Linked DNA regions of Homo sapiens: regions 1 and 2 are each linked to region 3. Evidence: chromatin contacts called from ENCODE Hi-C or POLR2A ChIA-PET data. All regions are on one chromosome and are shown on one strand. Each heading gives the region's core, a stretch centred on a gene start or an enhancer-like site at or near the end of the contact. The rest is flanking DNA. Distances are from core to core; before and after follow the strand shown.

Region 1 (4,366 bases), core at 1,351-3,850, 220 kb before region 3:
CTGTGAGTGGAATTTTGCATGCATTACCTCTTTTAATTCTCACAACCACTCTATGAGGTAGGTACTACTATCTTTTTACAATTATTATTATTATTGATTAATCATCATAATAAATACTTTTCATTTCTACCACAAATGACTATTTCAAAATCATGATGATAACAATCAGGAAAGTAAATTCCTTACATTTGGATGTCAATCTACATTTTATCAAAAATGGTCATATCCACATCACCCCATTTTTATTCCAAAAATGACCCTCAGCGGGGCTGAGGTTACTGCCCCATTTTTCCTGTGAGGAAGTGGAGGCCCTGAGAGGGTGAAGGCCTGGCTGGGCCTCAACCAATCCAGTGGTGGCCACAGGATTACAGCCCATTCTCCAAGCTCCCCATCCGGATCAAATCCCACCGTTTCAGCACCCTCACTTTCTCAGCAGCCTGGGGCCAGGGATGCCTCCTCCCACCACCCCGATGTCCCTGCAGGCCCAGCCTTGTGGGTGGGCCTGGGCCCGCTCACCCAGCTCCAGCTGGGACCAGACACTGACCTTGGGTCGCTTCCACCTGACGGCGGGCCCCGGCGTGCCCTTATAGTAGAGTGAGTCGTCAGTGGCGGGGAAGAGGGGGTCCTCGAAGAGCACCTTCCTGCGCCGGCAGTCCCGCCTCAGGGCTGAGTAGTTCTGGTCCTCATAGGGCTTCACACACGAGAACATGGTGGCTGCTGCCCCAGGGAGGGGAGGGGGAACACCTGGACAGGAAGGCAAGAAGACGGTCACTCACAGAGTCCCTGGGTCCCTGATGTGCCCTGTGAAGCGGACATCATCAGCCCCATGGCACAGGCACGGAAGGCTCAGCGAGGCGTGGAGCCTACCCAAGGTCACACAGCTGGTATACAGCAGAGTGGGACAGACACCGACCGGCCTGACTCCATAGACTGGATTCTCTCGTTTCTGAAGCTCAGAGGCGATACCAGGCCCACAGGCCACACAGAGCTCAGGCCTGGCCCACACCGCACCTACCTCCCTGCCTTCCTTTGTTTGACCAGCCTTCCCTACACCTCCTCAGACGGAATCAGACCAGTGGCCAGCCCTGCCAGCTCCCTGGCTGGTGTGTCTCCCACAGGAAAGCAGCGTGTGCCTCTGGGTTTCCCTCCCCACCTCTAGAGAGTGGCACATTTCTGCCTGGTGTGGGAAAACCTTGCCCCAGGTACCCCTCTCAGCATCATTCATTCATTCTCTCCGGTCCTCCCCGCACCATGCTGCCTTCCTCACAGCATCTTGGGAATAGGCGTCTCTAATTCTGTAGAGAGCAGGCCCATGGCTCCTTAACCCTCCCTCCATTCCCCAGGGGCCCAGGTGGGCCCAGCCAAGCACCCTGAACTTTGCACCAATGTGCTGACCAAGTGCAAGGGACACAGACTGGACCAACATGGTCAGGGAAGGCCTCTGGGAGTGGAGGGCAGGGCAGGGCAAGGAACAGCGGCTGGCAGGGCCTGCATATCAGGTGCGCTGAGAGATGCTCGGACGGCCAAGCACCTGAGTGACCACCCCATTTATGATCCACGCCCCCATCCCTCAAACTCCATCTGGGCTGCGGTGCAGCTCCACAGTCCCCGATCTACTCTTCCTGGGGCCTGCCCAGGGTAACAGTGCAATCCTTTTGGGGTAAAGGCCACAATTTCCAGCCCAGCCCTGAGGGAAACCAAGGCAAGGCAGGCTGGCTGTGGGAGTGATATCTGAGATCAAGACTGGTGTGAGTGCCAGCCCCAGTGGTACCACCCTCCTGCTGGGTGACGTTGAACTGGTCATGTGAACTCTCTGAGCCCGTTTTCTCATCTCAGTGATGGGAATTACACAGTGCTGCTGCACCTCCTGGAAGGAGTCAACCCATTAACTGAAGGCTGAGGAGCCCGCCAAGCATGCCAGTGGGAAGAGGAGTGAGGGGGAAGGGGCCAAGACACCCAGTGGTCCCAAGAGACGCCCCATTTCCCTGGCCAGAGGTGCATGTGTACTGCCTGCCAACAGTGCCGGTGGGCACACGGCTGCCAGCTTTCACAAAATACAACTGCGGCTCAGTGAGGTGAGGTGACCTGCCCAAGCTCCCCTGGAAACCTGGTGTCCGGACGGGAACCCAGATCCTCTGACTTTAGTGCCACCGCCTTGGCTGTATGACCCTGCCGCTCTCACTTAGGGTCTCCCCACACACCGTGGCTGAGCTGGAGCCTCACTGGGGCCTCATGTGGAGGGAAAGAGGGAAGGGAGAGACAGGAAAGGAAAGAGGCGAGCGCGGGCAGTGAGCATGGGCACAGATGGACAGCAGGGAGGGCAAGGGGGCCATTGTCCCCCCACCTGCCAAGGGAGCTGAGAGCAGTTGTCCCCTGCTCTGCACCCAAGCCACTTCACCTTCTGCCCCCATATCCATACTGGGCCTGCTGGAGTGCTGCTGTGTGACCTCAGGCCAACCACTTAACTTCTCTGGCTGCCCCTCTGCCCACGGAGGCCAGCAGCCCTGCCCCCTCCCACCCATTCTCCCTGCCTTGGAGGTCTGAGGGAGAGAGGGGAGGAGCTCACAGAGCCAGCTTCCGGGCTTCAGGCTTCTGGCAGAGTCACCGAGGAGCAGCATTAGCACCACGGGTTTCCGGCAGGGTCAGTTCAGGAAGCAATTTAGGCTACAAGAATTAGATCAGAGAAGCTGAAAGCAGGAGCCCAGAAATCAGCTCTTGCAATTCCAGTGTTTCTGAGCCTAGAGGGTCCAGAGAGGGAGAGGAAGCTCGCCCAGGGCACACAGCCAGGCTGGTGGAGAAAGAGGGTCTGGCTGCTCTCCAGGCTAGGAAGGGGCCAACGCTGCTGGGAGGGTCCACTCCTGGGGAGGATGGAAGGGAGGTGGAGGCCATAAAGGGAGAGCTCGGCTGGGCCAGGGGCTGCACAGGGCCAGGCCTGGCTGGCTGAGGGCCTGATACCGTTGCCCCATCCCTCCAGCCTCACCTGCCTGCCAGGCTAACCTTGGCCTACTTATGTGAGGTTCTTCTGGCCCCGGCCCTTGCACAGACTGCCCCTCTGCACCCTCCATCTGCCCCAAGGTCACCTCCCACTGTATCTATGGGGCCAACACCCCGACAGGGTCAGGTCTCCTCTGCTAGCCCCAGGCAGAGCACTGAAGGCCACGGATAGACCAGGAGGCAGGCAAGCTGCTCCACCCAGGCCTTTTCTTTCTGAGCCTGAGCTTAGGCCCGTAGCACTTCCTGTCTCCCTGGTGTTTTTAGCTGTTTGGGCCGAGCAGGACCCCTGGGTGGGGTTCAGGACCACCTGAGCTTCCCAGCTGCCCTGTGTGCCTGCCCTCTTCCCTCCTCCTGCCAGTCTCATCCCCACCATTCTCCACCCTGGGCTGAAGCTCTGGGGCTCGGAGCTCCTCGCAGCTCCCACAAGACTGTTCCCTCAGGGCCTCTGCACACACTGTTCCTCTGCCATCCTGGTGCCCCTGGGACAGCACCTGTTAACACTGTATCCCATCTGCACATGACTTGTCTGCCTCCCCAGCCTACCCTGTGCCCCTCCAGGGGAGGGGCTGTGTCCAGCTCCTCTCTCTATCCCAGGGTCCAATGTGGGGCTCCAGGGATTGAGGAGTTATGTTGCATGAACCAACAAAGGTGAGTGCAGGAGGAATTCCTTCAAGAAGAGAAAAAGGCTCAGAGAGTGGCGGAGGCTCCCAAGGGGAATCAGCTTTCCACATCACAGACGCCAGCACTCAGGTCTGCTGCAGCAGGGCCCACCCCTTCACCCTGGGGAAGGCCTGGCTCTCCTCTCCTCCCCTCCCTGACAGCTGGGTGCCAGCCGGTGCCCACATCCCCACTATCCAGACTGTAGCCCTAGCACATTCTGCTGCGGCCCAGCCCTCCTCCAGCTCCTGAGCCTCGACCCAGGCCCCCGCTGTCCTGAGCAGGCCGCATTACCTCACTGGTCTGCATGGTCCTTGTCTGGAAGAGACAATGTGCCAGGGCCTCTGGGCCACTGTGAGGAACAAACAAGACCCCACCATGCAGAGCAGCACTCTGTATCCTTTCATGCTCTGTGCCCTGAGGACTGACAGTCTCAGGCAGTCGACATCTGGGCTTCACCCACGATGTGTCCAGACCCCCGCCAGGTATGGGGGGGCTACCACAACTTGGGGTTCCTGTCGGAGTTGGTCTAGTGTAGCCAACAGACATAAGGCCAAATGAAGTATGTGTCATTCAGAGGTTCCAGCAAGAGGAAAGCAGGGAAGCCTCCACACAGGCCTGGCCACAGAGGCAGGAGAGAAAGGCCATTCCAGGCAAAGGGAACAGTTCACGCAAAGGCTCAGAGGTATGAAAGACATCTTTATTACCACCTCAG
Region 2 (3,988 bases), core at 267-2,766, 210 kb before region 3:
TGCTTGGTGGATTTCAAGACCCAGCCCCAACGAATCTGCAAGTGAACTCATCCCCAGCTCCCGGGCACCCATCAGTCCCTGTCTTGTGCTCCCAGCACTGGGTACAACTCTGGACAGGGCCTTATCTGTGGACCCACTGCCTGTCTTGTCAGAAGAGAGGCTCCTCAGGGCAAAGACCCCGCCTGAGCACCTCTGTGTGCTGGCAACTAGCCTGACCTGGCCTGCAGCAGCAGCTGGGCCCACCATACCCTGCCCAGGAGGCAAAGGCAGCCACACCACCCCACCCCCAGACCCTGGGGACAGGAGCAAGGACCAGCCCGAGGACCCTGGGAGGTGTCAATCCTTGCAAAACACAGTGGTTCCCCCAGCAGGCCTCAGACTCATTGAGTTGGCTGAGCCTCACCCGTAAGCCCCTCTCTTCCAAGAAGTCTGCCCAGATCTCTCTTTCCCCTGAGTCCTGGGATAGTCGCCCTCAGTACTTTTCTCTCTAAACCACAGGTGTAGGGAGAAGATTCTGGGATGAGAGCCAGGCGGACCCGGGTTCAAATTCTGGCTCAGCAATCCTGAGAGGGCAGCTGACTTCGCTTCTCTGTGCCCCACTCTTCTGATCTGTATGGAACTTGGGGGTGAATCCCACCACATGAAATGACTGGGAGAGAGAACGTCGCACCTGTTAATGATCTTTTGTCCTATTTCGCCTCTGGTCCCCTAGGCCAGTCTTCCGAGACCCCCAACGCAAAGGAACAGAGGTGGGAACTCTGAGGTCTGAGAAACAAAGATCCATTCCCTCCCAGACCACTCCCCCACACTCCCGCAACACACACACACACACACACACACACACACACACACACGTGCGCCCGCCCTGCAGTCAAGGAGAAAAGCCCCCTTTCAACCTGGGGAGTAGTGCCAAGAAGCGGATAGGCTGGGGCAGTAGGAGCCTCGGCCCTGCCCCTTCCCCAGGCCTGGGTGGTGGAGCACCCAGAAGGGGTTGGTGGATTGCAGGGATGAAAGGGGGGTTAAGCAGGGAAGAGAAGGGGGGAACTGTAAGGAAGATGAGAGGAAGTGACAGTCTAGCCCCGGGTGTTAGGCGCTTCCAGCGCGTCCGCACTAGGAAAACGACTCGGAGACACCCAGAGGGAGGTGAAAAAAAGACTCCTCGCCGGGGGTGGGGGTGGGGACGAGCCGAGGGGGCCCAGGCGGATGCTCCAGGACCCCGCCCCCCAGCCAGCGCTCACTTCCTTTCCCCCCGGGCCCGCGGGAGGTGCAGCCCCCTCCACTGATTCGTGGTCCCGGAGCAATCACTGGCCCGCGCTGCACCCGCACACACCCCCCCGAAACACACACACACACACACACAGAAGCACACGCCTCCCTCCGCCCGCCTCCTACCGGCCGAGCCGCCGCGGGTCCAGCCGGGCTCCCGGGATGCAGGGCACGGCGCGGGCGCTGGAGCGGAGGCTGCAGCCGCCCGGCGCAGCAGCCTCGGGCTCTGGCCGGAGATCCAGCTGGGACTGGCCTGCGGCGGGGGCTGGCGCTCGCATTCCCCGGGTTCGGCCAGCTGGGCCCGGCTCCGCCCCGCCCCGCCCGCGGCCTCCGCCCATTTGCCCGTTGCGAGCCGGAGGCGTGGTCTCCCGTGGGGCGGGGTGGGCGGCCCGGTGGCCGGGTGCGCCCATGCGCACTGGTGCGGTGGGCGGCCGCTCAGAGGAGCGGTCTCATTCCAGCCCCTGTGTTGAACGCGGACTTGGGGCCCCTAGCGGCACCCACCGCCTCTACCGGCTCGGTCGGGCCCTCGTTCTCTCTCCTTCCCAGCCTATCTGTCTGCGGTTGGTGCGCATCCCCATGGGCAGCCTCCCAAGGGCTGGCTGCACCGTGAGGGATCGGGCCGGGGCTGGGGTTCAGCCCCCACAGGGCGGGCCGGGGCCGCGGCTGACTTGGGGCCGGCGTGTAGTACCGAGGACCCGCAAGGGCCAGGGTGCCTGCCAGAACCAGGACTTGGTGGGCGGCGCCCCTCCCTTTCCGGGCTCCACCTTCACATCCATCCCAAGTGTTCGGATGGAGAAGTGGGAGCCCAGGCCCCTGTGAGCAGCAGAGGGCCTCTGTCAGATGGGAAAACTGACCCCGGCCCGTGTTGAGGACTTAATCCCGTGCTGCCATGGGCTCCCGGGCTCGGGCTCATGTTTGACTCTCTGTCCGTGACTGGCTACCGGAATGCCCTGGGATGGCACGGAGCCTGCATTTCCTGATCTGTAAAACGGGGACTATAATCTCTACCCACCCCAGGCCGCTTGGGGAATCCGATAGAGAAGGTTTAGGAGTGACTAGTTCTTGCCTACAGTAGGAGCTCAGGGGTGCCACCACCCCCCGCCCTGAGGCAGCAGGACAGACGCCCATCTGATCTGATGAGCCCATCGGCCCACTCGCTGGTGGAGCGTCTCAGGCCCGTTCATTCTCCGCCTCCAATTTGTTTCGAAGTCTCAGTTAATGATTTCGTCAACCTCTTGTGTTACCGAAACAAACTTGGGTCCGCCCACCCAGTGCAGCAAAGCCAAACACTGACACCAGGATTTGCAGCGGCAGAAAGGGAGGCATTTATTGCAGGGTGCCAAGCAAGGAGAATAGGTCGGCTAATGCTTAAGACCCGTACTCCCCAATGGTTTACATGTAAGGCTTTTTAAAGGTGGGGAGACAGAGGTTATAGGCAAAGTCATAAATAAATACTCTGGAGCTATACATTGGCTTGGCCCAAAAAGGTGAGACATTTTGAGGCAGGGTCATAGGTGGATTCAGAGATTCTGTGATTTGCAATTGGCTTAGGAAGCAAGACTGTCTAAAAACCTGGGGTCCACAGATAGGAGAGTTAAGCATTGGCTTATGGGTGTGACTCTTTACAGAACCCTTGGGAAGAAATTTAAAGAACAGCCCTCAGTTTCCCCTTATCTGAGGCCTAAGTGACAGCTGTGAAAAACAATTCAGGGACATAGGTCAAGATGTTATCTTTAGTTTCTATAGGGAACCAGACATCTTGTGGCTCTAACTTATTTGGGTGGCCCTTGTTTGAAGCTTCAATTACCTTCTTGCTTGTCAAGGTGCTCATTTACTTCTCAAAGCTAGCTAGCTGCCTGAAATTCCCCCTGAAAAGACTCATGATTTTCCTTTATTTCCACTAAGAGGAGTCTCTGCCTCACCTCACTCTCAGTCACCTGGACTTCTCTAGCTTCTCCCCAACCTCCCTGCCTCTGTCCCAGGCCACCCAGATGCTTCTCCCTTAAGAGTAGCCCCAGCCCCCTCAGGAGCCTCCTATCCAACCAAAGAAGACTTTCACATATGCAGCTGAGACCCGCCACCCATAGAAGAGTGTTCTAAGACTGCACCCCATCTGACTCCCCCATCTCCCCTAACCTTATTCCATGCCCTGTACTGGGAGCAGCAGCTTCACCAGCCCTTCAAAAGTCACTTCAGGGGCTCTACTCTCCCCACCTGAAACCATGCCCGTGCTGATCTGTGGCCGTCTGAAGGACTCTTCCTTCCTCCCTGTGCTGCAGCATCCCAAAGCTCCCTTGCTCAGCATCCACCCCTCACCTATGGCCCTTCTCAGGCTGCGTCTCTCAGAGTTGCTGGTGGGGCCAAGGTTTCCCCTGCAAGGCCAAAGTTCCTGGAGGGCAGAGGCCAAGGGTCATTGTCAGGAAGACAGCAGCACTTGGTAGAGCCAAGTAGATCTGGGCTCCAGTCCTCACTCTGCCAGTTACTGGCTGTGTGATCTGGGCAGGTCCTCTATCCTTTTCCCTGTCTGTAAAATGGGCTTCTAGCTGGAGTGTGTGATGACCAGGTACAGGCAAGTCACGGGGATCGATAAAGGCCCGGTTGTGTAGGATACTGGGCAGCATTGTCTCTGGGCTGGGCAACTCCCATGTGTTCCAAGGTGGGGCTGGGGTTGTGTCTGAGAAGGCATGTTTGCCTCAGCCCACAAAACAGTGGGGTTCAGAGG
Region 3 (4,312 bases), core at 511-3,010:
ATTCCAGATTCCAAATAAATTAAAAAAAAATTATTCTATATGATAGCCCATCCAATATTTGAAGACTCTTGAATTCCTCTTTTCCATGTTACACATTTCCAGCGCAGAGTGCATGGTTTTACATCTCTTTCCTCGTGGTCATGGTTCTCTGGACCAGGCATGGGCTTGCCAAAGTGATCTAACAACAAACTGGTAAAGCGCTTCCTTTGCCAACATGTGGGTTCCCAAGTAATTGTATTACAAATGATCCCTTTGCCAATATTTCTCCATGATTATGTAAAAATTATTAATTTAATAGTTGAAGAAAAGTGACTCTTAGCCTAAATCATGGTCATAAGAGAATAGTACTAAAGTCCTGAAAACTGCAAAAAGTGTTCTTTTTTTTTTTTTTTGAAACTTAGCCAATTACCAGAACAGAATAAAGTGGGACCATTTGTCATGATATGCTTGCCTCTTTCCTACAAAGCCATGCACAGATGCCTGAGAACAGGACTCAACAATGAGAAGGTTAGCTAAGAAGAGTTTCACTTCACGTCCTGAGAAGTAGATCCAACTAAAAGAAGGCAGTAATCATTAGCCAAAGGATAGTCTTTGCACTTTGCCAGAAGCAGGTACCTAAAAGAAGGATCAAATATTGTGCTCTCAAAACCTGATTAAATGATAGAAAAAGAAGTGGCAGATTTCTCCTAGCCTGGCAGGAAAAATCGTCTAGGAAAACAGACAGACACCCACATAGGCACACAGAACAAGCCCAACCTGACCAGCAGTGCCTGACAGAGCAGCCGCTAAAGAAGAATGCTTAAATCCTCAGAAGGTGCAGTCGGTGGAAGTAGTGTCCTCAGATGACCCCTAACTCCTAGATAGTTGGATAGGACAGAATGGAGCAGGGACTTGGTCCTCTGTGCTCTTGGGAGCCTGGCAGGGGCAGAAGGTACAGGCTAGGTGCAAGATGCCTTCGACTCCTGGTGCAAGATGACAGTTGAATAATCATACTCAGAGAGCAGATGACCTCTGGTACTTGAAGACATCCTGGGGGATAGGGGTGGGATGGTTCAGATCTCAGACTAGTGAAACTGTTCCCTGGAGGTGAGCAAGGAGGTCTAATATTCCAGTGAAAAGGGAAGGGAAAGACGGTAGAATTCTCACGGATTGGGGGAAAGACGAAGCTAGGAACTGTACCCTTCTGGTGGTGGCAACAGCAGAGCAGGTGTCCTGGGCCCTCATTCCAAGGGGCAGGGTCCTCCACTCTCCCAGCCTGGCCCCACTCCGCTCTCGGGCAGGAATTCCCATTCCCAACCCGGCTCTTCAGGCTTTCCCCCTTAGGTCCAGCAGGGGCTCCCCACTTCCCACTGCTCTTCTGCCCCCCCAATCCTCAGGCCCCCTTCCTCCCTCCCAGACCCCGGTACTCCTCCCTCTACACACTGGACTCCCGGCCCGCTCCTCTCAGCCTCCCGCTGGCCCAGGGCGCCGCATTCCAGCTCCCGGGGCCAGGCCTGGCACCTCCCTTCGCGGCCAGGTTCGCTCTTTGCCTTCCTCACACGGCGTCTCCTCAGCCCGGTGCCCTCTCGCCCCCACTCCCCTCCTCAGGCCACACTCACAGAACTCGGCGATGTACCAGGTCACGGAGTAGTTCTCCTCGCACCAGTCCAGCGTGGAGGTCGTGGGGCCCCAGTAGCCCTCTCGGTCCGCGGCCGGAGCCATCACGCCGCCGCCGCCGCCGCCCAGGCGCTCCGCTCACTGTGCCGGGTTAGGCTGGCGACCAGGCCGGCTCCGGCCCAGCCCGCGCGCTCGCTCGCGCCCCGCCCGGCCCTGCCTCCCCGAGGGGCGGGGCCTGGCGCCGTTACTGACACTGCCCTGACGGAGGCCCCGCCCACCGGCGCCGCTGGGCCGCGGGGCCGGGCCAGGCCCGACCTGGTGTAAGGCCCACTCGGAGGGCGCCGGCTGGCCCCGCCCCTCTTCACCCTTGGGCGGGGCAGGGGCGTGATCCAGGAAGGAGCCGGGGGCCTGGGCTTCCTGGCCGGTGCAGACACGCCAATGGCCGTAGGTTGGGGGTTCCTGACATCCCAGAGGCTATATTCTGTCAGGATGTGCCAGAGCCTCTATTTGTGTGCGTGTGGTTTGATTTAATCGGGGCGGGGGTGGGATGAATACTTCTATCAAGCCCTTGCTTGATTAAACCTGTGCGGCGAAGCGCCTCTATGTCTTCCATTGAGCCACAGGCCTCAAATGGAGCCCCAAAACAGAGTACCCCCAACCAATCCCCGTGATTCTCAGGAAATAAACCGTGATTTTCTGATAAAGGTGTAAGTGTCTCTTCGGTACAAAGGGAAAGGGTGAACAACCCAGGACCGAAAAAAAAAAAGTAGGTTCTGAGATCCTAAAAAAAAAGAATGCTGCTAGCTAGAGCACTAAAGCAAAGTTTCCCTGCTTCGTTTGGGCCTCCAAGCACAGAGGTTTCCACGTTCTAACTATAATTGTGCCCTGCTCTTCAGGCAACCAACAGCCTACCCCTACTTCCAACTTCAAGTCTAATACTCCCAGCCCCCGTCTGGGAGTATCGTAGACGGCAAAACCCCGTGTCTACGAAAAATACAAAAATTAGCTGGGCGCGGTGGCTCAGACGTGTGGTCCCAGCTACTTGAGAAGCTGAGGTGGGAGGATCACTTGAGCCCCCGCGGTGGAGATTGCATGCAGTGAGCTGAGACTGTGCCAATCCAGCCTGGGAGAACAGAGCGAGACCCTGTCTCTAAATAAATAAATAAATAAATAAATAAATAAATAAATAAAAAGTCTAGTACTCCACAGGTCTGCCAGAGAGCTCTTCCTAAAACAGATGCAACCACCCTTGCCCCTAGTGTTCAGCTACACCAAACTCAAACTTTCCCCTCTCCTAGAATGCGCTGGGTCACCTGCCTTTGCTCCCACAGTTCAACTGGGACAGCCTAACTCTCTTCTCCGTTTGACCAACTCCCCACTCTTCTTTTAAAATCCAGCTCTCTGAAGCCATCCCAGATGTTTACACCCTAGAGCTTCCTTGCCCTTTGTTCACATCCTACTGTGCTACATCCTGATCAGAGACCTTGCTTTCCCTTCTTTATGGTCTTAGTATTAGGACTCTGCCTGAATACACAGTAAGAAATGAAGAGTAAAAATGAAGGATGATACAACTGCTATTTTCTAAATAAATAAGTCAGATGTGGTGCAAGTCAAAGGTAAAAGAGAGGACAAGGAGAGATGAAGAGCCCACAGCCTTTCTACAAAATAACCATAGCCAATTAGCAGGAAATAGATGCAGAACTTTTATTTGCTAGGTGCAAAACCTAGGGAAGCAGTGTATCTTTTTTTTTTTTTTTTTTTTTTTTTGAGACAGTCTTGCTCTGTCGGCCAGGCTGGAATGCACTGGCATGATCTCAGCTCACCGCAACTTCCGCCCCCTGGGTTTAAGCGATTCTCCTGTCTCAGCCTCCAGAGTAGCTGGGACTACAGGTGTGCACCACCACGCCCAGCTAATTTTTGTATTTTTAGTAGAGACAGGGTTTCACCTTGTTGGCCAGGCTGGCCTCGATCTCTTGACCTCGTGATTCACCCGCCTCGGCCTCCCAAAGTGCTGGGATTACAGGCGTGAGCCATCGCACCCGGCCGGAAGCAGTGTATTTTAATACGAATAGTAGCCTCTCTGAAATTTTTCTTTTTTGAGACAGAATCTCGATCTGTCGCCCAGGCTGGAGTGCAGTGGTGCCATCTTGGCTCGCTGCAACTTCTGCCTTCCGGGAATCGTGCCTCAGTACCCCCTCATCCCCATAGCTGGGATTACAGGAGGCTGCCACCACACCTGGCTAATTTTTGTATTTTTAATAGAGACGAGATTTCACCATGTTGGCCAGGCCAGTCTTGAACTCCTGACCTTGAGTGATCCACCCTCCTTGGCCTCCGAAAGTCCTGGGATTACAGGCCTGAGTTACACCCTGCCTGGCCTGAAATTTTTATTTTGAATGTCATTGAGCTTCTACTATATACCAGGCCCTGTTTGGCTGCCTGGGTGCTAGGACCACACAGAGGTAAACATGAAAGATCCAAGAAGGCCGTCTCCAGAGAGATAAAAGCCATTGAGGTGTGGGGAAACATCTATTTCTAGTCACTTTATCTCATATTCTAAAACTTCCGTTTTGTTTATGTGTTTATGTAATAATCATGAGCATATATAATTTATAAATGAATGAAATATTTATATATTTATATGCTCAAAATGAATATGCAAAAACTCATACGCAAAAGTGATTTGCCGATGAGGTGTGCAATCAGAACAGTGCAG

Evidence for each region. A loop is a pair of places that touch in the nucleus more often than their neighbours do. ChIA-PET counts read pairs that join two places held with the same protein, here RNA polymerase II (POLR2A). Pooled maps may share reads with other maps.
Region 1: a pooled map shows a loop between it and region 3 (6-fold over the local background). The contact joins the enhancer-like site here to the promoter of ACER3 in region 3. A Hi-C loop is called at or near these places in 6 of 50 pooled maps. POLR2A ChIA-PET finds 5 or more read pairs at or near these places in 2 of 52 experiments (OCI-LY7 and Panc1).
Region 2: a map of B cell shows a loop between it and region 3 (17-fold over the local background). The contact joins the promoter of CAPN5 here to the promoter of ACER3 in region 3. A Hi-C loop is called at or near these places in 1 of 168 maps with a recorded cell type or tissue (B cell), 2 of 37 single-sample maps with no recorded cell type and 15 of 50 pooled maps. POLR2A ChIA-PET finds 5 or more read pairs at or near these places in 3 of 52 experiments (A673, Caco-2 and OCI-LY7).

The regions. Positions count from the first base shown.
Region 1 is chr11:77,081,230-77,085,595 of GRCh38, reverse strand. CAPN5 (calpain 5) reads right to left here. Exons shown (of 13, transcript NM_004055.5): 2 at 545-744. The coding sequence starts at 709. Among named protein-coding and RNA genes, the nearest start is that of CAPN5, 16 kb to the right of the region's middle. Within about 2 kb of position 2,600, at least 22 of the 41 ENCODE cell types and tissues checked have a DNase peak (open chromatin) inside an H3K27ac peak, as active enhancers do.
Region 2 is chr11:77,064,499-77,068,486 of GRCh38, reverse strand. It overlaps CAPN5 (calpain 5), which reads right to left and starts at 1,516. Exons shown (of 13, transcript NM_004055.5): 1 at 1,393-1,516. RefSeq lists a silencer at 1,311-2,000 and an enhancer at 1,857-2,357.
Region 3 is chr11:76,858,366-76,862,677 of GRCh38, reverse strand. It overlaps ACER3 (alkaline ceramidase 3), which reads right to left and starts at 1,760. Exons shown (of 11, transcript NM_018367.7): 1 at 1,599-1,760. The coding sequence starts at 1,701. RefSeq lists silencers at 1,688-1,947, 1,988-2,087.